Linked DNA regions of Mus musculus: regions 1 and 2 are each linked to region 3. Evidence: chromatin loops called from intact Hi-C (ENCODE). Cell type or tissue: heart. All regions are shown on one strand. Each heading gives the region's core, and the rest is flanking DNA. Links, peaks and the distances in the headings are about the cores only. Region 1 overlaps Cemip2 (cell migration inducing hyaluronidase 2). Region 2 has its middle 97 kb from the start of Gda. Region 3 has its middle 140 kb from the start of Trpm3.

Region 1 (8,523 bases), core at 498-5,497, 480 kb before region 3:
GTGCAAGGCTTTTTACCTCTTCAGTCTGAGCTAGTTAGGGCACTGGGCTTGGGTAGACATCATCCTCTTCATCCCTGATGCTCCCATTCCAGTCTGTGCCATCAGCATCTATCAGAAACCCACAAGGAGCCTCCCTTCTAGTCCATTCAGCAAATGTCATCCTGGGATATGCTGGGAGGGGTGGGAGGTTGGTGGATAGCGGAGATCGGATCACACGGTTTCCTGCTTTTGCTGACCTCCCATGCTTATTGAGCCAAGGGGCATGTGTGTGCCTTGGACCTGTTCCATTTCCCTCCTTCTCACCTCACTTCTTGTTCTCCAGTGACTTGCTTGGTACAGAGTGTAGTGCTTGATATAGAATGTGCAGCTCACAGGCCTGAGGCCCCCCGGGCTGGGTTCTCATTTTACAAAGATACTTCTCTCATGGCGGCTAGTTTGAGCACTGGGCTCACAGCATCGTACAAAGGATCCTTAATGTGTTATTGAAAAACTCAGTGCAATGAATTGATTTTTGAAACTCTTAGTTATCATTTTTAAAAATTTGGCTCTTTATCTTTTCTCCTGTCTTTGTGGGGTCGAGTTATCATGTGACCAGTTTTTTACTTTTTCACCAAGGTCCTTATAAATGTTAAATGAAGAATGTGAGAAATTCTGTCTTTGTAATAAATAATTTAGTTAGTCTTTTCAGGTTTAGGCATTTCCAAGCTATCTACTGAACTTAGATTCGTCTCTCTAGCTAAAAACATCGAAACAGCATATAATTCAACAACATAATTCGTATAGATTTATGTTGAAATATATGGTTAATTTTCATAGTGAATTTATATTAGGAATATGTAACAAGAATTGGAGAAGATGCATTGAAGTACCTGGTATACATATGGTTATCTTTCTGTGTGCCTGTTTTTACAGAAGCCTTCTGCACTCTTGACTTTTTTCTCCATTAATTAATTAATTAATTTACTTTACATCCTAATCCCAGTCCCCCCTCACCCCCCACAGAGCCTCTTCCCACCTTCCCTTTACCCCTGAGAAGGGGGAGGCCCCCCTGGGTACCAATCCACCCCGGTACCTCAAATTACTGCAGGACTAGGCACAACCTCTCCCACTGAGGCCAGACAAGGCAGCACAGCTAGGGGAACAGGATCCACAGGCAAGGAACAGAGTTAGAGTATGCCCCCACTCCAGTTATGGGTGGACCAACATGAAGACCAAGCTGCATTTCTGCTGCATATGTGTATATATGTGGGTGTGTGTGGGGGGTGCGGGACCCAGCTTGTCCATGTTCTTTGGTTGTTGGTTCAGTCTCTGAGAGCTCTCAAGAGTTCAGGTTAGTTGACTCTATTGGTCTTCCTGTAGAGTCCTTAACCTCTTTGGGTCCCTCGATCCTTTCCCCCAACTCTTTTACAAGACCTCGTGAGCTCCATCTAAAGTTTCACTGTGGGTCTCAGCATCTGTCTTGGTCAGTTGCTGGGTGGAGCCTCTCAGAGGACAGTTATGGTAGGGTCCTGTCTCTGCTGGCTGTGCCTCAGGTAGACCTACTCTATACATTGACTTTTTAAGAATACACAAAAGGATTTTTTTCCTGGAAATTTACATGTAAATAAATGTAATTGTTTTGAGTATGTGAACTATAACTAATTAAATTATATCTTAATTTTTTTGATTTGTTTATGTTGGCCCAACTTGAATCTTTCCTCTTGACCATAGCATGTATATACATAGATAGTTTCTATTTCTTTTGCTAATTTCAGTTCTTTTTTTTTTTTTTTTTTTAAAGATTTATTATATGTAAGTACACTGTAGTTGTCTTCAGATACACCAGAAGAGGGCATCAGATCTCATTTCGGGTGGTTGTGAGCCACCATGTGGTTGCTGGGATTTGAACTTCGGACTTTCGGAAGAGCAGTCAGGTGCCCTTACCCACTGAGCCATCTCACCAGCCCTAGTTTCAGTTCTTAACAGAGTACTTTTGTATCCCACAGGTTTCGGCCCCATCAGGATGCAGACCCTGAGAAGCCACGCGTTGCAGCCATCATCGACAGGCTCATTGCTTTTAAGAACAATGACAACGGAGCCTGGGTCAGAGGAGGAGATATTATTGTTCAGAATTCAGCGTGAGTGTCATCTACAGAGATAATAATCTGCCGACACTGCTGGCTATTTTTAAGTTTTTTATTTTTAGATTTTTGAAGACAGGGCCTGAGGTGTCCCAGGCTGGCCTTGAACTTGATGTGTAACAAGACCTTGAACAGATCTTTATAAGTATTGTCAGCAGTGAGGGCCACCACAACCAGTTGGATTTTTTTTTTTAACTGAGTAGAACGAAGATACAGTTGTAGTCTCTGGAATTACTTTATTAGTATTAACGGACTGGATGGGCTCTGAGGATGAACGTTACTGCAGAGGTTTGGATCTCTCTTATTCTGGAGCTTTTGATGGAAATGAACTTGTCTAGTGACCTGAGAGGCCTTCTGTAGGTCGACCAGAAAGCCAGAATTTAGCCTTTTTCTAACCAAACACTGTTTATGCCAGAGGGCTAAATAGAGACTTTGAAACTGCCTCAGGGTTTTGATTTTTATTGTTGTTCTTTTTGGAAACACTGTAAAGTTTGTCCTGTCTTCTTTCCACTCCTCTCAAAATGAAAGTTGTCTAATTCTGTCTTAATACGCCTGCCGACTTGTGTGTTACTGGAGGCAGGAAGCATCTTGCTTGTTTTTTTTCCACTTGAATGATTTTAAGAGAGAGGCCTGTTGCATTCTGAGTTCAGTTTTACTGTTCAAAGGTCTAGCAAAAAAAGTTTTGATTTTTCTCTGACCATGTTCACCCCCAAATTTAACGTTGTATTAAATCTGTAGGGAAGGCATACCTCTCAGACTGAGAAGTTGTGAAGCAAAGAGTATGATATAATTCTTTCTAAAAATAAAGATTAAAAACACATTTTAGCTAGTACCTTTATATGGTAAGTTCCAGATACTATTCAAATACCTGCAATTGTTTAGTATATTTAATTCTCTCGAGAATCATATAAGAAATGTATCATTATTTCAATCTATGGATGAGAAAACTGAGGTGAAGGGCCTGAGAACCAGGTCACAGTTGGCAATGTCAGTATTTGAACTTGGCACTTTCATGGAGATGGTACTTTGTTGACGGGAGGTTGGACTGCTGTGTGGTTGCAGAGTTGAGCATCAGGAATCCGGGATTTCATGGTCACACACCGAGGGACTTGCCTCTCCCATGTTTCCTGATCACTTAGACAAATTCTCACCTTTTCCCTCTTACAGATTTGCAGATAACGGAAAGGGGCTGACCTTTGCCAGGTTTGTAACGGCTTTAATTTGATTATTTTAAAGCTTTAAGGTAAAACCATCCTTAGTATTTTTGCCTGTGTGTTTTGGAATGGGGGTGGGGAGTTATTAACCCAGAGAGGTTTTATAATTTATTAGCATAAAAAAATTAATAGAAAGACAAAAAAAAAAAAAAAGATCCACACTCTTCTTGGTACCACTAGAGGGCCAAAACACACACATTTTAAAAAACAGACTAATTGCATTTATGCCAAAGTTGTAGATGAATTTAGCTGAAATTCCACAGAAGGGTAGGGTAGTCATTAACTGTGCCTAGAAGAAAACTCTTGAACTTTGGGCTAAAGGTCTTTAAATATAAAGGATGAAAGAAGATAAATGGGTGAAGATCAAAAATTCTAAACTCTGCTCTCAGATTTAACTTACAAAGAAGATAAGCTTTGAGAACTAAACCCCTGTGTGTGTGTGTGTGTGGGGGGGGTGGTCTCTGAGCTTTTTGAGTATTTTCCCACATTGCTGGGGGTCAAATGAGTCCACACTGCCTGTGTACTCTGTGGCTGACCTGCGCCTCTAGACTTTTATGTAACTCGCTTTTTCTGTAGACAATGATTATTCTACTGGCCACATTACACAAGCTTGTCACTTAATTGCTGTATCCTGGGCAAATCCATCGTTGCTTGAGGCTAATCAGCTGTTGCTAATAAATTAAAACTCTAGCATTTATATGTAATTTTCAAATTACTCACTAATTTATAAGAGGACTTTTCATAGCATAAAAGCAATTTCTGAGGGTTTTATAATATATATCAGAAAAAAGATATTAGCTTAAGTTTTTATGGTTTAGCTTTTTAAATTACAGCTTCACTTCTTTTGGGGGGGGGGTTGTTTAAACTTCCCGGACAATGTAACCATTCTTCTCTTTTCTCCAGTGATGGGAGCTTCCCAAGCGATGAAGGGTCCAGTCAGGAGGTGACAGAGTCCCTCTTTGTCGGGGAGAGTAGGAATTACGGCTTTCAAGGTGGCCAAAACAAGTACATGGGCACAGGGGGAATCGATCAGAAGCCTCGGACGCTACCCAGGAACAGGTGAGTTGGACTTGGGCAGTGGGGAATTAAACAGCGAGACAGTCTTTTCTGTAATGAGCCTGGATGCATTGCCTCACTTTGGCTCTTTCCCGTCTGGGTACCAGCACTCACTGTTACCGTTATTATCAGTGTCTTATTATCCTCATGGGATATTAGAACATTAATAATTATCCATGTCATAGGTTTTATTACCAGTTTTGTGAAGGAGTTGTTCTTGTTTCTTATCCCTTACATAAGACCTATTATATAAGTGGATTCTCCCCACCCCCCTTAATGTGTTTTCTTTCCTGAGACATAGAAAGTTGCCAAACCATAAACTATGACATTAGGTCAGTTTCCTGCAATCCATGATGCTGGGTTTTCAGAAATAGCCACTGGAAAAGGGAAATTACCTCTGAAAAGAGCCTTAGAAAATGAGAGTTGGTGGATGCCAAAGCCGCCACAGAGCCCAGCCGAGGCCATGTAATTAGATGTGTCTGAGATGGTGAGGGGGTTGGGGGAAAATGGGCAGGTGTTCTTCATTACAATCAGAATCCTTCTCTCTCTCTCTCTCTCTCTCTCTCTCTCTCTCTCTCTGTGTGTGTGTGTGTTTGTTTGTGAACTGTTTTTTTTTTTGAAAATAGATTCTTCTCCCGTACAGTACATCCCAACCATAGTATCCCCTCCCTCCCCTCCTCCGTGCTCCCCTCTGCTCCTCCATGCTCCCCTTCCCCTCCCCTCTCCCCCAGATCCACTCCATCTCCACTTCCTCTTTAGAAAGGAGCAGGTCTCCAAGAGATGACAGCCAGACAGGACATAACAAGATGCAGTAAGACAGTATGGAAGCCTCCTGTCGAGGCTGGACAAGGCAACCCAAAGGGAGGAGAAGAGTCTAGAGAGCAGGCCAAAGAGTTAGAGGTACACCCGCTCCCACTGTTAGGAAGTCGTTCCTCCTGCTTTTCTGAGGGGTTCCCTGACGTCCCAGGGGAGCGACCCGATGGAGACCTCCACTTTAGACTCTGTATGTCTCTAGCTTTGGGTCTATGCACCCATTTCTAACTGCCAGAGGAAAACTGACGATGACCAGACCAGGTATTGACCTATAAGCATAGCAGAGTACCATTAGGGATCATTTCATTGATCCTTCCCTCCCCTCCGACAGTTGTGTTCAGTTCCACCCTGGGTCCCTGAGCTGAGTCTCTGGTTCCTGGCTAGCCAGGCAGTGTACGGCATGGATTCCCTCTTGAGAAGTAGGTCTCACGTTAACTAAACAACTTTCTCTTCCTATACTTTCTCCCTCCATCCCTCCTGACAACTCCCAACTTCCCATTCCTGTCTCTACCCACCCCCAGCCACCCGAAAAATCTATTCTCTTTCCCCTTCTCAGGAAGACCCATGTGTCCCCTAAAGTCCCCCTCTTTACCTGCCCTTACTGAGTCTGTGGACTGTAGCTAATCTTGATTTACTAGTAAATAGCCATATTTGTCTTTCTGGGTCTGGACCCATTTGCCTGCAAATTTCATGATGTTATTATTATTATTTTTTTAAACCTCTGAGCAGTACTTCATTGTGTAGATGTACCACAATTTCTTTACCCATTCGTCAGTTGTGGGACACCTAGGCTGTTTCTAGTTTTCTGACTTTTATGAATAAAGCTGCTGTGAACATATCTGAGCAAGTGTCCTTGGGATAGGATGGAGTGTCCTTTGGGTATATGCCCAAGAGTGGTCTTAGGTGTATTTATTCTCAGTGTGCTGAGGAACTGCCCTATTGACCATCAGAGTTCTTAAAGTAGCATTTGGATGAGAGCCACCGTTAAAGCTAGTTAACCCAGCACCCATGTCCGAGGTTTGGAGCTATCTTTATTACATGTGTGGGAAAACCAGGTAGAGAATAATCTCAGGGGAATTCTCAGGACCTCAGTTCCAAGGTAACGCCCACTGTGACCCATGGAGAGTCATCTTATTGTGGGAATGCTCCCTCTGGGTGTGCGTCAGGATGAGGCAGGGGAGCAGGACAGACAGACCGTCGGTTTTCCTGGTGTCCTGTGCTGGATCCCTGAAGTAGCGAGCACACCATACTGTGTAGCTTTCGCGTTGAATCACGAGTACTGCTAGAAAACGAACTTCCTGTTGTGTATGCTGTGATGCTGAAGCCTGAGCCCAAACCCGCGGACGGACGTTTGAGGCGCGTGCTCTGTGTGCCTAAATGTATCCCCAGCCATGCTTAAGAATCTCCCGTCACTAACGTTTATCAAATGCTCGCCTAGGCCTGTTCTCCGTAGCTCACCTTCACTTGACCCTCTCAAAATGCAGGCAGGTCCGTCCTGCAAGCTCCTGCTTTATAAATGAGAGTTTGTTAAGTAAGGGAGGTGGGATTTGAACCCACTGAGTTTGGCTTCAGCTCTGCCTGCTTCCTGATTATGCTGTAACTGTGCATTTTACAGAAACGCAGGTTGTCAGCCTTAGGGGCCGTAGTGAGGCTCTGAGCAGCATATTTCTGGGTTTTGTTTTTGTTTTATAAATTTTGACAGCTAGTTTTATTTCAAAAATGCTTTTTGTATCTTCGCTAAGGAAGATTAAAGAAACAACAAAAACTCGCCCCTGAATTCATGAGCTCAGGTTTTATTTGACTGTGTTTATAGTCTCGTCTGGTTTATGTTAGAGTCTTATTGGTTTATGTGCCCAGAGTCTATGTATAAAGTATAGTTTTAATCAGACAGTTCATTTTTCTTGCTAGTCTAAACATTTTTGTTGTCAAACTCTGCCAAGGTGCGGGTCAGCTGCTCTTAGAAATCCTCCGAATTACCCTTAATAAACACTTTAAAAGCTTTAATAGATGAAGAAACCTATTAAATAGGTGAAGAAATCCAAGGAATTTGCAGTATTATATATTATGGCTTAAATAAAGTTGCTTTACTGCAATGAAGCCACAGATTAAAACATTTCTTTTATCCGTTAATTCTGGCTAGTGATTAGGAGGATAAGAAAGGAAGAACGACACACTGAAAATTTTAATTCAGCAGTCTGACAGTCCAGACCCCAGGCTTTCACATCTTCATGAACTTTTAGGTTTTGCCTTTTTACTTTTGTTCTGTGGCTGGACAGGAGAACTTCTCTGCTCATGAATTTATCTTTTAGAACAGAATCACAATGAGTTACCAAATAAAACCTCTTCCTCCCATATCCCCATCTCCTCCTCCTCCTTCCTTCTCTTCCTCTTTGTCCTCAATTTTTTATTTTATTTTTTTGCGGTATCCGGGATCTTGGTCACGTGAGGCAAACACTGAGCTACATCGCCAGCGCTGAACAAAGCATCACTGCTGAGTTGATTCAGGGAAATTCAAGTCAGTTCTTTAGAGAGACCTCTGCAGTGCTCAGATCAGTAGGTCTCTCCTGACCCAGTCTGCTGTAGCTTATTGTTTCTAGAGCACTAATTACCTGCAATTTTTTAAAGTCTCTCCTAAGATCTTGTATTTTCACGACATTAGGGCTCGTCTCTCGCTTACCACTGTGTCTTGAGATTTTATTTGCTGCTTACTGGAGACTCAGCAGTATTCAAAGACCATAAATGTTATGAAAGAGACAGGCCCGCATTTATTAAACATTATCTTGTATTTTTATAGGACATTCCCAATCCGAGGCTTTCAGATTTACGATGGGCCTATTCATCTCACAAAGAGTACTTTCAAAAAGTATGTGCCAACTCCAGACAGGTACAGCAGTGCAATTGGCTTCCTCATGAAGAATTCCTGGCAGACAACACCCAGGAATAACGTTTCCCTTGTGAAGTTTGGTCCACAGGTAAGCATGTTCTCATGGCTCCTCCACAGGGACTGGGGCGAGGGAAGGCAGTCACACCTTCCCAAGGACAAGGTGCCAATAAAGGATGTGCCCTGAGTCTGAATGACAGGAAGAAAAGTGTGGTAGTAGCCATTCTTCACTCTCACACACTGGATCCCACTGGGTCCAGGTGGAAACACAAGTCTGTGACTCGGACTGTTTTGTGACATGAGATGATGTCTTCAACAGGATAATGACTTAGAGTGGAGCTATGGGGAGATTGGCCAGATTCACAGGAATAAGATGGCTCATGAGATTTGGGACAGTGAGTAATAAGCTGGACAGTAAACCCGTCAACACTAAGAGGTT
Region 2 (7,942 bases), core at 1-5,000, 930 kb before region 3:
ACATCAAGCTTTCAAATGCAGTCTGCTTAGCCTGGGCAAAAGATGTTTCTCTTCACCCCGATATTGCTTTCCCCAAGAACACCATCGCCGTGGCGTTATGGGACACGACTTTGCATTCTCTCCACTGCTGATTGTGCATGGGTGACTGTATAAAGAGATGCTTTATTAGTACTAACAGGATATTAATTATTCATCTCTTGTTGCTAAGCAATAGTTTATCTGTGATCATAAAGGTAAATCTGTGGGACTGGAGAGACAGTTCAACGGCTAAAAGCACTTTTGAAGCCACACCAGGTAACTCACAACTGCCTCTAACTCCAATTCCAAGGGATCTAGCGCCCTCTTCTGGCCTCTATGGGTACCTGCACTCATGTGCACATACTTAAGATAGAGATGTAACTAAAATTAATTCTTAAACAAACAAAAACCTCAAAACAAACAAACAAAAAAGTGTGTCAGTGTTAAAATGCAAAGAAGTCCTGTAATTTTGGATCAGTTTGAGCTCAGGTCATAGCCACTCAGTGCCTTCAAAGAGCAAGGAAAAAATAGAAAGTAAAACCTAAAACCTGCCAGATGATACTAAGGGAGATACTAAGGTCCTGCGGAGGGAGGAGGTTTGGGCTCACTGCACAGAGAAGTTGGCTTGGTTGCCTTGGGTCAGATCTGGTTCCCTAGTCACTAGACAAGCAGAATATAGTTTTCCAAACTACGTATCCATTAAGAATAGTAGCAGACACAGAGAGAAGTGGTATGAGGATTAGATAGAGTTCATAGCATCAAGTCGTGAGTAAGACAAGACTGATGGCTGCCCACCCAGAAGAAATACGGTACTACTGAAGATGCCGTTGGAACCAGGAGAAAGAGTAGCTTCCCCTGAACACAGCCTGGGCTGGGGCACACTAGGCTGCTGGGTAGAACAAAGATTGCCAGGCCCCTAGAACTGTTGGTCTAATCAAAGGGTGTGGGAGACAAAAATCGAGGCAAGAGTGTGGCTTCGCAGCATCTGAGACCCTTGGCCACATGACTGTCACTTTAATGAAGAGGCAGAGAAAGCACGCAGCACACAACTGTGGAGAAAGCTTTACCACGTGCACCTAGTGATAGACAAGGCAGTGGTTCTCAACCTTCCCATGGTTTCAAATCGGACATCCTGTATAGCAGATGCTTACGTTGTGATTCGTAACAGTTCAGTAGCAAAATTACAGTTATGAAGTAGTAGTTATGAACCAATTTTATGGTTGGGGGTCAGCTCAGCCTGTGGAACTGTACTAAAGGGTCGAAGCACTAGGAAGGTTGAGAACCACTGCTCTAGAGGGAATTCCGGAGCCTTGTGAGAGCACCCCAATGTGCCTTCCACCTCGGAGCCCTCTGTCTGGAGTCCTCTACTGATGAAACTTGGTATTACTAGCTGTCAGAGGAAGGTTCTGTCAAGGGCTCCACCATATGGTCACAGACCCCATGAAACAGGGGCGCTTTTGAAGCAGAGAGACAGGAAGTCAATAATCCCACCATGCTGTTCGTAAGGATCTCTCATTTCGATTATCTATTAGATGGGAGAGAACTGTCTCAAAATGGAGTATCTTGTAAACAGCGACTTTCCCATGAGCCTGTAGGCTGATGGAGTTCAGCTGTGTGTAATGTGATGTCACTCCGAGGACTGAGTGTAGATGCTCTTCTGGGCTAGTTCAGTGCATGGTGTCTTGCAGATGACTAGAGGGCTGTGTAGTGAAATGCTCTCGCCCTCCCCACTCCCCGCCGCCACCTCTCTCCCCGCCCCTCCTTCTCTACCCTGTCTCACTTCCTTCAACACTTTTGCTTACTCTCCATGCAATACTAGTACTTATTCATCTCTATGGACCTTCTCATCTGGGCCGTCTACGCAGCCTCTTCAATAATAAGCCTTTCCGTATAGACTTCTTAAATCATGGTTTATACCGTCCAGAAGCACAAAAGCAGACGCTTCCAGGTGTTCTCAAAGGCCTACACCCAGAATCAGCACATTACTCTCGCTGAACTCTAACGGCTGAAGTGAGCCCCAGGTGTAGCCCAGATTTAGTGTGTTAAAGGACTGCAGAGCAGGCATGCACAGGGGAGCCAGGTTAGGTTGGATGCCGTCTTTGAATGTCGAGCTTAGCCATCTGTTTCCTATAAAATGGAATCAATGTTGCCAGACTCACAATCATCACCATTTTCAAATAATAACCACCTAGTAGCAACATTTTTATAAAGATTAAAAAAGACTTGAGGAACGCCTCCCCACCCCACCCACTCTGGGCTCTTGGGAGTTTTTGAAAACATTGTTTCATGTGCGTCTATTCATATCTTGGCCACTAGGTGGCATACTGGTCAAACATTATCTTCACCTCCACTGAAGGCTGCTGAAAATTGCCACGTTTACAACTTGAAGCAAACATCAGTTCCCTTCACTTTCAAATAGTATTTTTTTCCTTAGCCTCTGGTTCACATAGAATACTTCCTTCAAGCTAGCAAATTCTCTTCTAACAATTTATGTTTCTCTATAGTGAAATGAGTTAGATAAAATGAGTTTCCCATCAGTGGAGGTGTGCAAGTAGAAGCTAGACAACCATTTGGCAAATTGCTAACAGAAATATTTTAACTCTATTTCCATGGCTATTTTCTGTAAATAGGGGAACTACCTTTTTTCAGACTGCGCATCCCCATTGTCTCCATCTGCTTTTGTGCTGATGTCACGGAGCTGAGTAGCTGGCCGGGGACCCTCTGAGGTTCTCCCACATTCTCTACAGAACCCAAAGTATGAACTCTCTTTACAGAGAAAGTTTGCAGGACTCCGAGCTAACCTGCAAACCTAGAACCAACTCTTGCTAATTGCCCTATTAATGCCCCTTATTTGCTTTGGCCTAGCATCCAACCCAGTTGTTTAACTTCTGTTGTCTGAGACCTTGATCTTCCTTTCCCGCGTTAACTTTTGGGACGATTCAACACGCTTCGGATTTATAGACGCAGCGTCCACGTGCTGGCCACTGCTGTTGCCCCAGTGCCGGTTTTATTTTTTAATTTAAATATATACATATATTTCAAGAAGCAATACATAAGACAATACAAAGTTTAGATACTTACAAATGTAAAAGAGAAGGCTGTGAAACATCCATTGAATTCTCAGTTCCTGCAGAGTAACCTGCTTCAGTAGATTACAAGCAGCTCCACAGGGCCGGTTGTCTGTGCCTGTGCCTGTGCTTGCAGGCCATTTCAATACAGTGTAAAAGCAATTACAAGAATATTTTTGTGTTTGCATATAGAATAAAGTCTCCAGAGCTAAACTGTAGAGTCAGAGGACATGAGTACCTTTCATTTTTTGAAAACTGTTACATTCTCCTTCTCAGTTTATTCCCCTCCATGTCTTAGTAGTGACAAACAAGGGCAGTTATTTCATGCAAATGTGATGTGGGGTGTGTGTGGTGGGGGTGCTGGGGACTGAGCCCTTAGCTTCATACATACTACACAGTGTTTGATTACTGTGGTATATTGTATTGGGATTGAGACCGGAGACAAAGAGCAGAGGTGCATATTTAACATGCCAAAGGGGACCTGTCCTCCAGGTTCTCCCAGCATCCCTCAGTCCCTACCTTGCAACCTTCACCCTCTACCCTGAACTTTCTAGGCCCAAGGGTTAGGCTTCCCCTCCCCCAAGAGTCTCTTTCATAAATAATCCAGACATTTTAGCGATCTCTCTCTCTCTTTCTCTCTTTCTCCCCTCCCCTTTCCCCCTCTCCCTCTCCCTTCTCTCCCCTCTTTCTTCTCCCTTCTCTTCCCTCTCCCCCCTCTCCTTTCTCTCCTCTCCCTTCTGTCCTCTCTCTTTTCTGTCCCCTCTCCCCTTTCATCTCTTCCATCTCTCCCCTCTTGCTTTGTCCCCTCTCCCCTCTCCCTTATGTCCCTTCTCCCCTCTTCCCTCTCCCCCTTTCTCTTCTCTCCCTTCTCTCCCCTCTCCCTTCTGTCCCCTTTCCCCCCTCCCCTTTGTCCTCTCACCCCTCTCCCTCTCTCCCCTCTGCCCTCTCACCCTTTTCCCCTCTCACCCCTCTCCCTTGTCTCCCTCTCCCTTCTGCCCTTACCCCTTCCTCCCTCCCCCGCCCTTCCTCTCCTCCTTCTCTCTCCCCTCTATCTCCCCTCTCCTCTTTCTCTCTCCTCTCTCTTTCTCCTCCTCGTCCCCTCTGTCTCTATCCTCATGGAGACTTCCTTGGTCTTGTCCTTGGGACCAGTGAGCAGAGAGTGGGTTTCCCAATAAACCTGCCTTTCTGTATACTCTAATCTGGCTTGAATTGGGTCATGTCACCAACAGAGAAATAATTCATTATATTGAAAGGCCACATATAAGATTGATATTTTATGGGTTTGAAGAACTATAACCACAGTGGCGCCTGTTATTAGCAAAGATGAACAGCATTTCTTACAAAGAGTTCACCGCGTTTCTTCTGCGAATGCACGGCTCCTATCCTTTGACTGATTTTTAAAGGATAATTTAACATTTTCTGATATTTATGGATTTGATGAATTGAGGAAAATTACTCCATGATAGAAGCTGTACAATTTTTCCCCCAAATAACCAGAAGTTGTTCATATTTTTTGTGTTTCTGTTTGTTGAGACAGGATCACATTCTGTAGTTTAGGCTAACCTGGAACTTTATGTAGACCAGGATGGCCTCAAACTTTTGGTGACTCTCCTCTGCCTCAGTGTTCTGAGTGATAGAATGTATTTACGAGCCATTATGCCCAGCCACTTACAATTTTTTTAAAAATTACTTGAATTTTAACTTAATGTTAATATAATATTTTATGGACATTTCCAAATTGGCATAAAACTCTTACATGATTATTCTTTTGACGTGGTTTTCCTCATTTGGAAAAGGAGGGTTCACAACTTGGTGTATATTTTGCTTAACCAATTACACTACACTTAGACCAAATGGTAAAATCTGTGTGGGGGGGGGGCGGGGGTGTGTGTATGTGTTGTTGTTGTTTCTAGAATTGAACCTAGAACCTTGTACACAGTAGGCAACTATTTTACTATTTTGTTACAGCCTGTTATAACATATTTTTGTTTTATTTGTCAAGAATAAAACAGGGTCTTAATAAGACTGGTTGGGATCTTATGGCCTTCCTGTTCCTGCTTCCAAAAGAGCTGGGACTACATGAGTACGCTCTCATGCCCAGCATCAGAAAACATTTTGGCTAATATTTTTCTCCTTAAATATGCTGGCATGTTGCTATGATAACAATTAGAATGTCCTATGCCGAAGTCTCTGAGAGACTTTAGGGGAGTGGGCATGTTTGAAGCAAGCATATGGACCAGCTGACTGGGAAGACATTTTTTTTGTGGTAATTAGGTCTCCCTGCCCTCCCAGGGCACTGCTCTCAACTCCCAGTTGTCAACATCCCATGGACTACAGTCAACTATAACGAAGCCTGTGACTCTGCAGTATTCTACTTCCAACCCTAAAGGAGCCTGGCCTCCAAACCATGCCAGCAGCAGGTTGGGAACTGGGTTCTGTAACAGAGTCATCTACCTTTTCTTTAATCGTTATACAAGTAGAATGTCCTCTGATAGCTGTAGTGCATTTGGCACCTGGAAACTCTGCTAGCTACAGCAGAAGACCAGCCAGATATGAGTGCTGTCCCACTTTTGTCCCAGATTGGCACAGTAGGGGAGGACAAAGCCATGTTATGGAGTGGGATGGATCTTCTGTGAGCATGCCAAGGCCTGGTCATGAGGCACATTGCTGTGGAGGAAGCTAGAGAAGGACCCAGCCAATTAATTATGTCTTATGTTCAAACTCCATCTCATGTCCAGCTTGTCCTCAGTTTGAACTCAGTAACTGGAAAAACCACAGCTTGTTCCAGGAACCAAGACACCCCCAAGTTACAGCCACTCCACCCTTGATAAGGGGAAATGCCTAGTGTCATGCCCAGGACAAATGACTCATGTTATATTAAAGTTTATGGTGCTAGCTAAAATTTTATGCAAGCTATGCTTTCGGAAATGTCAACCAATCATGTAACTACCAAGTTGAAAAGCCCCTTACCCAGCTTAAACTGTATAAAAAGCAAGACTGATACCAGCTTAGCATCTTCCATACCCATGCACTGGAAAGGTTGGAGAGGCCTCAGCTCAACCTTGAATAAAGACTCTTTGCTTTTGCACACAAGTTAGACTCCTGGAGATCTTTGGCAGTCTGGGGGGGCTCTAAAGTCTGGGCATAACACTTAGTAGTCACACCCTTGGGTGAGCCTCACCTTCTGAGCTGTCCAAGTGTCTTCAGAAACAGAGATGCTTCATCTTATAGAGGTCCTGGAATGTCCCTGCATTTGACGCTCCTCTGCTTGTTGGCATTTAGTTAGTCTGGGTAGTACATAGCATTGAAGGGCCTCCAGAGGTACACAGAACCTTGGGTTCTAATGCTATACTAACAGTGTCTAAGTGTCTTAGACAATACTTCATGGATTGTAACTGACTGGGTCCTTCACTAGCCTCTCCACAGCAATGTGCCTCACAGTCAGGCCTTGGCATGCTCACAGAAGATCCATTCCATGGCCCAGCTTTGTCTTTCCCTACAGTGTCAAATGGGGCCTGTCTTCGTCAGGGTTTCTACTCCTGCACAAACATCATGACCAAGTTAGGGAGGAAAGCGTTTATTCAGCTTACACTTCCATACTGCTGTTCATCGCTTAAGGAAGTCAGGACTGGAACTCAAGCAGGTCAGGAAGCAGGAACTGATGCAGAGGCCATGGAGGGATGTTTCTTACTGGCTTGCTTCTCCTGGCTTGCTCAGCTTGCTTTCTTATAGAACCCAGGACTACCAGCCCAGGGATGGCACCACCCACAATGGGCCCTCCCACCCTTGATCACTAATTGAAAAAAAAAATGCCTTTACAGCTGAATCTCATGGAAGCATTTCTTCAAGGGAGGCTCCTTTCTCTGTGATAACTCCAGCTTATGTCAAGGTGACACACAAAACCAGTCAGTACAGGGTCAAATGTCCTCTTATCATTCATGTCTTGCTGACTGGGAAAATTTCTCCAGTCTTACAAGTAGTCTTTGGTTCATGGAGTCATCTTCAAAACAGTGACTGCTTTTACAAATGGACCTGGTCATTCCTCAGCTGAATTTGTCCTTACTAGTTACTTACTCTGTAAGTGGCATCTAGTGACCTTTGTATCTCTTCACTCCCCCAGGCTTCTATCATGAGTGACTAGTTCCTAGCACATTTACCACATGGAAGGGAGCAGGAGACCCCATCAGTCAAAGCTACAATGAGATCCTGAAGAACTAGGTAATTGCCACCTAAGCAAATGTATAAATTGGTTCTTTTTTTTATTTTAATATGTGTAGTGGTGTTTTGTCTGCATGTATATGCGTGCATCGCCTGAGTTCAGAGGCCAGAAGAGGGTGTTGGATCCCCTAGAACCGGAGTTACAGATGGTTGTGAGCTGTGCTAGGAATTGAACCTCGGCCCTCTGGAAAAGCAGCCAGGACTCCTAGCCACTGAGCCTTCTCTCCAGCCCCATAAATTTGTATCCTAAAAATATTTTTAAGTATGACATTTTATCAAGACACGAAGAGCAGAAGAGTTCACACATGCTTCGAGTGAGCTATGGTTTCTTTAGACTTCAATCATGTCATGTAAAATGGCCTGTAGTTTCATAAATGACACAACATGGAAAAACCTATGGTTGTTTATACTTTTTACTCAATGAGAACAACAGTTTTGTAGGGGGTGTGAATATTTATTTGCTTTTCTATGGATTTTTACCCTGTAGGCCAGTGGCTTTCAACCTTCCTAATGCTGTAACTCTTTAATACAATTCCTCACGCTGTGGTGAGCCCCCAACCGTAAACTTCATTGCTACGCCGTAACTGTAATTTCGCTACTGTAATTATGCCATGTCTTGAACCATAATGCAATATAAT
Region 3 (8,523 bases), core at 1,265-6,264:
AGTTCTCCCTCGTTTATGAACTGTTTAAATGGCCATCTAAACTATCTTTCTTTGCTTTGGAAGCTGTGAAATTTCACTGAAATATATTGCTGTGTGAGTTACTCTTTTCTCACAGCTCATCTTTAACTTCTATGGTTGTTTGGCACTGTGCCCCATGCTTCTAAGAGATGTAAAGTCATTAGGTTTTCCAAAATTGCCTCAGCACCATTTTGCCTTCTGTGACTTCTGTGCACTTTGAATATATCTATGCACATATTTTCAACCTGTGCTCAGCCTCTTAGCTTCCCTTCCACTTTGTTTCCCCTTCTGCTCAGTGCTGCCCTCAGGAAAATTTTCTCTCCTCTTTCATGGAGGGCACACACCTCTTCATGTGTATCAAACCTGGTAAATTCATGCACGGGGCTTCTGGTCTTCCTTATGTTTTATCTCCAACAGTATCACTGCCTTTTCTACACACACACACACACACACACACACACACACACACACACACACACACACAGAGCTCTGTAAGTTAATCTTTTATTGTCTTGTCACACTCTTGGTATCCTCTTGTGCTCTTTAAATGCAACGGAGGATTTAAACCTGGCAGTTTTACAGAACTGGCTTTCTAGTACATATTTTCTGCTGATCCTCATGGTTTTGCTGATTTCACAAGCACCAGTTCTAGTTTTAAAACCAGGTTATATTATTTGTGCTCCCTCAAAGTACAAATAATACACAATTGAGCTTAGTTTCAGGAAGTCTCAAAAACAAAACAAAACAGAACCAAAATACAAAAACAAACAAACAAACAAACAAACAAAAAACAAGAAAAAACCTTCCCCAAACAAACAAACAAAAATCAAGCATAAAACATACATTTTCTCCCATTCCTGCCTAGAATCAAGACCAGGAAAACACAGACACCCCACTGCCTCCCCCTGCAGGAATTTTTCTAGCTAATCTCTGAGGATCCCAGCTTTGTCTGTGGAGGACGGGATGTTGAGCCATAAGCTTTTGTTCACTCCTATGTTTTTGCTCACACAGCCTTTAAAAAACAACAGAGTCTGGGTCCGTTTGAGTGGGCTTCTGCCTAGAGAATAAATTCTGGTTTAGGGCCTCTGGTCTTCTGCATGCATCCTCCTCATCTGTATTCACCATACTGTGTCTGAGGAAACCTCTTCATTTGCCCACCAGCCCAGCACATAATGAAATAGATAAAAAAAAAAAATCATGTTTAGCTCTCCTGTATTTCCATGAGTGTGTGTGTGAGAACTCTTCTTGTATAGGGCCTATCTTCTGTCTGTGTATGTGTGCGTGCATGTGTGAACATATGTACTTATCTATAAAGTAAATAGTCCTGGTGAGTTTCAATTTTGTTGATTCTTATTCTTCAACTTACATCCAGAAAATCCACACACATTATATACCATATTCTGAGGCTCAGGGTACCTGCCTTCATCTCTCAAGGAACTTGTTTTGCTTTGATGTCTTAATTTGAATACAATATCAGAAACTGAGAAAGAGTGGGAATGCTAAGAAATACCTATATTCAACAGAATGACCGACTTTCAAAGCATTTAGAATGAAATTCATCAGAAATGAGACCATGTAGAGCTGCTATCTTCTAGGAAGGTGAGTTCCAAGCCATGGGTACTTACTTGTATCCACAAGTGTTCATAAATGTCTAGGAAACTCATTATAGACTCTCCAAATTGCTCTTTTGCATAACAGTTCATTCCCAGGGTGTGTTTGTGTATGTGGCATTGTGTGGACCGTGTTGCTTAATAAATGAGGCAGCCTTGAGCAGCTGAGCAGTGGACTACTGGGAATCACAAATGTCATGGGCTCCTGCTGGTGCTGTGAGAGACAGAGAAGTTTTCCAGCTGACAGGTAGTCTATAGCCAGTGCAAAATAGTAATAGGCAGGGAGGTTATGTTTTCTGTGTAAGGTTCTGTTGGGACCTTTGGCGAGCACTAAAGTCCAGCAGTTGCCTTTCAAAGGCCCTTCTCTCTCCCCCAGCCACAAGCTTATTCTTTTCTGATGCTGCTAAATGCTCATATAGCATCTTGTGTATTCCAATGCCACAGACATTCTTTGTCCTTTGAGTTAATGCTTTCCTCCTTTTCCTGTCCCAAAATAATATGGATTTTGTGTACCGATAGCATAATGATGCACAAACCGAGTCTAGACAGGCGGCCACGAAGGCTCACTGGTGTGTCCCTAAGCATAGAAGGGGAAGCCTGGGTACTGAGCCTTCCAGGCCACCATCCTGCTGCCTGTTTTTGACACTTGTACAATACACTTATTACTCTCAGACTCCTCACTTAGATAGTTAATCTCTAAAGGAGGAGAACTGTATTGTGGTTTCCATATGCTAATTATTTAATGTAAGTAAGGTTTGGGTTTTTTGGGTTTTTTTTTTTTTTTTTTTTTTTTTTTTTGTTGTTGTTGTTGTTTTGGTTTGGTTTGGTTTGGTTTTTCGGTTTTTCAAGACAGGGTTTCTCTGTATAGCCCTGGCTATCCTGGAACTCACCTTTGTAGACCAGGCTGGCCTCGAACTCAGAAATCCTCCTGCCTCTGCCTCCCGAGTGCTGGGATTAAAGGTGTGCGCCACTACGCCCGTTGGTTTTTTTTTTTTTTTTTTTTTTTTTTTTGTTGTTTTGTTTTGTTTTTTGGTGTTTTGTTTTGTTGTAAGTAAGTTTTTAAGAATAATCTCATTCAGCAAGTCGCAAATCAGTTCTTTACCAAGCACCTAATAAAAGACTGCTCGAAAAAGAAAGGTTTCTGGGCTCTGGGTGCACATTAGGGCAGGACAGAAGAGCCCCAGGTTAAGAAATCTGCCTCGCCCTAGAGAAGGATGGAGAGAGAGATTGAGTACAGGCACAAGGACTGGAAGTGGTGTCTGGGGAAGCTGAAAGACGTGACATTTGAGTTTTGAATTAAACATAGGAAAACCTGTGGGTGTGGTAAGAGCAACCCCCGGGATGTCGTGCGTGCGGAGAGAGGTTGGCAATCTGGAAAGCAGGAAGCAGGCTGTGTAGCTGTGATCCACAGTGGGGGGCGAAGAACGGGACTAGATCAAGTGTGAGAAGCGGGCAGTGAACGGATGATCTACTGCCTGCTCTCAGTAAGCCCCCTCCAGGAGGCACTGGGTGGAATTCATCACACAGGGCTCTGTTGCATCTCTGCTCTCCCCTCTGAAGGTTGTGGCTCCTGCTTGGGCTTATCTTCGAAAAATACAGCTTTCTTAGTCAAGTAAGCTCTGTCAGCTAGGGATGTAGGGAAGAAAATGTGTGCTAATAGTCTGGAGGCTCTGTGCAGAGATTTCCCCTAAGGAAGGGAGATGGACTGTGCAAAGTGAGCTTTGCACATGAAGGGCAGATCACAGCAAGATCCTGGCTGCTTGCAACAAACAGATTGCAGGAGCTTTGAATAAATTACACGCCCTCCCTCTGTTTGCTTAATGTGAATTACTATTGCTTACTAGCAACAAGTTGATTAGAAAACTATAAAAAAAAATGGTACCCTCAGACAGTCTAGTGACACCTTACACAGTTGCAGCGGCTCCCAGACCTCTCCTCCGTCCATCACAGGCCAATGGAAGTGCATTAGCATCTGCCACATCGTCAGACGTACTCAGGAATAGGTGTTTGGCCCTTGATCTGGTTGGTCGTAGATACCTAGGGGTAGATCTCTGGTGTGACTGTTACATTAGCAGAAATAGGATTTAGAGAAAAGTCACAGTTAGACTGTGTAATTTTTTGCCGTGGCATTATTTTCCTTTTGCAAACATGTAAGGCACTGTCTGAAATTCATGAAGCGAATGGGTTAATTTGCACCTGCAGAGTGATTGTCAAGCCAGCCTGGTGAGAGTTCTCACTGAATCTTGATTTGGAAACTCCAGCTGGGAAGGTGGGCCAGGGGACTCAGCAGGATCAAGTTCTATGCTGGGGAGAGAACCGGGGGAATTGGTGCTTAGCATCAACGAAGAAAGCCCTGCCTGGTGCCGGAGCACTTGAGATGGCTTGGCCCAAGCAGCTTAGGTATTATTCGATTTGGACTTAACAGCCCTGAGATGAAATGGCCTTTCATTCGACGTTGTTAAACAGGGACAAGCTGGGCCTTGCTTCACTTTTGAGTTTGCCAAGTAAATGGATTGCCGACCGCAGAGCAGTACAAGACATTTCTTCTGCACCCGTCTCCCAGTGGCAGCTTTTCAGCTGAGAGCAATACTGTCTTCACTCCCGAGTATACAGAAAGGAAAAGAAAAGGCGGGGGGCGGGGGGGGGGGGGGGGGGGGAATAGGCAACATATCTTTATGTAATGCTTCTAGCGCCCTCTCGTGGCTAGTTCTAAGAATGCAAGTCTGGAATGCTTTCTTGCAGAAGAATCTTGTCTACCCAGAACTGACAAAGGAGGAAGCTGGTATTTTAAACAAAAAAATGCAAAGTACCCATTTACGTCCATTTTACCAGCACACGATGTGTGGAACCGTTACTGAGTTCCTTCCTACCTCCTACACTTCATGAATCTTGGAAAATCTGCTTCTGTTTATGACTGATTTAAAATAAATTGGCATTAAGGAAACAGTAATAAAAATTTGAAAATTTCAATTTTTGACAATGAAAAATATTTTGAACAAAATTTTAATATGCACTATATGTAAATACAAAGTTCATGTGATTTCCAAGTATTTTTTCCTAATTAGAAGTTTGTCCGTTTTTTGCATCTTTTCCCAGAGGGAATATTCTCTTGTATTACTTAGCTGTGTGCACTGTTTAACCTATAGAACACTTAAAAGTTCTTACTGCATTTTATTATTTATTGTGTGTGCACATGTATGTACCTATGTGGCTGTGAATTCTGGGTGCACTTAGATCTGGTCCTTCCACTCTGTGGGTCTTGAGGATTGAACTCAAATCCTCAGGGTTGGCTGCAGTTGCCTTTAACCTCTGAGCCATCTTGTCAGTCTTTTAATGCACAATTTCTTAATAGCAAAATTAACCAGCACTTTCATGAGTGCAGCATTTGAGGAAGAGCATCTTCAGTTTCGTTTAGAAATGTGGGTGTTAACGGTCAAAACAGATGAGACTCATAATTAGAGACACTTGTGTTATAATCTAAGCCTGAAGACACAAAAGGTAGACTGCATCATCTATTGGGCAAACAGGTTAGTTCAATCTTGAAGTACAAAATAGCTAATAGACAGAAAGGCATTGGAAATTAAGTTTTTGAAATAAAGTAAATCACCAATTTTCTACTTTCTTCTGAATTAATGGCGTAATTCAGTGATATTGGTCAGTGGGAGCTCTCTCTGTCTCTGTCTCTCTCTCTGTGTCTGTGTCTCCGTGTGTGTGTGTGTGTGTGTGTGTGTGTCTGCATGTACAAGTGTGTGTAAATAAAAACTGTGTTACATAGACCATGGTGTTTCTCTAGTAGACAAGCTTCTAAATGATGGTGTAAAGACACACTGTGTCTCAGCAGATCATCCGTTAGACGGGATCCTTGGTCTGCTTGGTGCTGTCTTCTGTGTGAGGAGAACTCTCACCACTCAGCAGAAGTCTGAGTGGTGATGACTTGTAATAGAAACGGTTCTTCGAGAGATGAGAGGATTCATGAGGTGGCTGGACCAGGCTCCCCATCACTGGACCTGAACTACCGCTTGAACTAAACATACTTTTTTCAGACCAACAAGGCAGACTTTATAGATAAACTTCCACAGAACTGCATAAAGAATAAGAACTGTTGGGCTACTAACATGAATTAATGTCTTTATAGAGAAATACATTAATTTTGGTTTGATCGGTATTGTTTGTTTTGACTTAAAGTCTGAGGCTATAGCCACTCCTCCGTCTGCTATTGAGAGTCCTCAGGGTCTGACTAACAGATCATCATAACACACTTTTATGCATGTTTCTTTACCCTTATGGTAGTCCATGCTCTTCAAGGGCTGGGGAGAAGGAAGGGGGAGTTATATTATAGGTTTAAAGTTCCAGTCTTGTGAAAGTGAAGACCTTCAGAACAGCAGAGTAAGTGTGCTTAGCTGCTGAAACTGCTGGGATGGGGAATTGATTATATGTTGCACAGACTTTGCCACAGTACAGACATGGATGGAAATAAGTGAAAGTTTTATGAAGAAATTACGGGTAAAAGGAGAAGAATCAGAAGAAGAAAGGCTGGCAAGATGGCTCCGTGCTGAAGGCCCTTGCTGTCAAGCCTGAGTTCCATCCTCAGGACCCACATGAATTTCACCGTGACATTTCTGGTTTTATTAGTAATGTTCTACTTGAAAATGGATTCTTCTCTCCTATAGCATATCCCAAATACAATTCCGCCCCCCTCCCACCCCTCCCGACTCCCACCATGTCCTTCTTCCTCCAAAACCTTATCTTTTTCCCTCCATATCTGCTTCCCCTGCCAATTTCTCTTCAGAAAAGAGCGGTCCTCCAAGAGATGGCAGCCAAAGACAACAAAGCGAATACAGTAAGACAAACCCATCAGGAGGAGGAGAGTCTCAAGGGCAGGCAAGAGTCAGAGATGCAACTGCCCCACAGAACATCAAACTAACAGCCATAACATTCAGAGGACCTGCTCTAGACACATGGACGCCCCCTTGCTTGCCATTGCTTGACTCCTACAGTCTTTCCTACCCCTCTACCACAGGGTTCCCTGATCTCTGAGGGGAAGGATCTGGTGGAAAACTCCAATTTAGAATTTCTCTCTGCAAAGTGTCCAGCAGTTGGTCTCTGCACTCACTCCTGTCTGCTGCAGGGGGAGCAGCTCTGGTCACAAATGGTCAAGGCACTGATCAATGAGTATAGCAGAATACCATTAGGGATTATGTGTGTGTATGAATGGCTTTACCCTAGACCTCTGGACTATCCACTCTCCTGTTCCTGGCCTGCTAGTGTAGGGCATGGGCTCCCTCATGTGTGGGGGCCTCAAGCTAAACCAAACATTGGTTGGCCGTTCCTACTAGTATTACAAGCACACCTTTCAGACAAGACAGATTGTAGGTGGAGGGTTTTATGGCTGGGTTGGTGTTCAGGTAGCCTGCAGAGTGCAATGAGGGCTTCCAAGCCCTCTCCATGTTCGGTGAGCTGGGTGGACGTTGTCCTTGGCAATAGGGAGCCACTTTCAGTTTTCAGAGAGTGACCTTCGATTGTGGTATCAGCCTGGTTTGTTCAGGGACCTCCTCAGTCAACAACGTAAGCGAAGGCAACCCATTCCCATGACTGGCTACAAGAGATGGCCATTGGGACTATCCCCCATTACTAGGATTCCTCACCAGGGTCACCCTCACAGATTCCAGGTTTCCACTGCACGAGGTTTTCGCACTCAGCCTCCAATGCTCCCCAGTTCGAGCTGTCTCTCCCTGTACACTCTTCCCTGACTTGATCTCTCGACTCACATCTTCACAGACTCCCTAACTAGACCACCCTTTCAAAATGTATTCATTGTCCTCTTCCCAATAAGATCTATGTGCCCACCCCCCAACCCTCCGTGTTACCTAACCTCTCTGGGTCTGCAGACTGTAGCTTGGTTATCATTTACTTAGTTGTTAATATCCACTTATGAGCGAACAATAAAACCAGCATGAGCTGTCATTATGACTTTTTTCCACTGTGATGTTTTTACACATATACTTTATTATATATTTACCACTCCACTGACTTTTTTTTCTACTTTACGTCCCCACTGCAGATCCTCTTTGCACACAGCTCTTTCCTTCTGTTTTAAAGTCACACATATCCCACCACCCTCTTACTTCCCTGTTTATACGCTTTCTCCCTCTCATGGCCCGGCCCCCTTTCTATTTTCATGTTCTACATATATATTATATGTATATGAAATATCCAAGTCTTACGTAATTTATTTGACAGCATGTCCCCCCGTTCCATCCATTTTCCTGCATGATTTCATTCTTCTTCATGGTATGGTAAAATTCCATTGCGCCCTATGTCAGTAGACATCCAGGCTGATTCCATTTCATGGAAGTTTTATCTACTGCAGCAATGGATGAGCCGTATCCCTTAGAGGACTTGGAAACCTCAACTCTATACCTAGGCATGGAAAAGCTGAGTCATATGCTAGTTGTATTTTTAGGAAGCCCCATCATTATCTCCACAGTGACTGTACCACTTCCCATTCCTATCAGCTGCCTGTCATAGATTCTGTCTCCCCACAATCTTGCTGTCATTTGTTATCTTAGTAATAATCAAACTGACTGGGGCAGAGTGGAATCTCAAAGCAATTTGACTCTGCATTTCCTCAGTGGCTTAATATGTTGAATGCTTTTTTGGCCATTTATAGTTATTCTGTTGAGAATTATCTCATTCAGTTTATTACCTCACTGATTGACTTAACAGTTTAGTTCAGAAAGTAGGCTGCAGCTGGGTGGGTTTGTTTTGGGGTCCTCTATTCTGTTTTGATCCTCTATGTCGTCCCCATGCAGTGCCATGCTGCTGTTGTTGCCATGGCTCTATGGTATAGTTTGTGATTGATCAGGTTTTGTGACATCCCCAGCATTGATCTTTT

The links. A loop is a pair of places that touch in the nucleus more often than their neighbours do. Peaks named below come from ENCODE experiments on the same cell type or tissue, not always from the same donor. Only the 100,000 strongest peaks of a DNase experiment are listed, where the experiment ranks them.
Region 1: it touches region 3 in a loop (6-fold over the local background); 11 of 42 quality-filtered maps call a loop at or near these places.
Region 2: it touches region 3 in a loop (6-fold over the local background); 13 of 42 quality-filtered maps call a loop at or near these places.

What each region holds. Positions count from the first base shown.
Region 1 is chr19:21,821,803-21,830,325 of GRCm38, forward strand. Cemip2 (cell migration inducing hyaluronidase 2) reads left to right here. Exons shown (of 24, transcript NM_001033759.2): 13 at 1,986-2,117; 14 at 3,288-3,323; 15 at 4,238-4,393; 16 at 7,998-8,175. Among named protein-coding and RNA genes, the nearest start is that of Cemip2, 48 kb to the left of the region's middle. In heart, for the core only: a CTCF peak has its summit at 3,526; no DNase peak of the experiment used is centred there.
Region 2 is chr19:21,371,200-21,379,141 of GRCm38, forward strand. No RefSeq gene overlaps it. Among named protein-coding and RNA genes, the nearest start is that of Gda, 97 kb to the right of the region's middle. In heart, for the core only: CTCF peaks have their summits at 362 (motif pointing left), 1,392 and 2,327 (motif pointing right); no DNase peak of the experiment used is centred there.
Region 3 is chr19:22,300,172-22,308,694 of GRCm38, forward strand. It overlaps a transcript of Trpm3 not described here. Among named protein-coding and RNA genes, the nearest start is that of Trpm3, 140 kb to the right of the region's middle. In heart, for the core only: a CTCF peak has its summit at 4,368 (motif pointing left); no DNase peak of the experiment used is centred there; H3K4me3 peaks cover 538 bases; H3K27ac peaks cover 598 bases.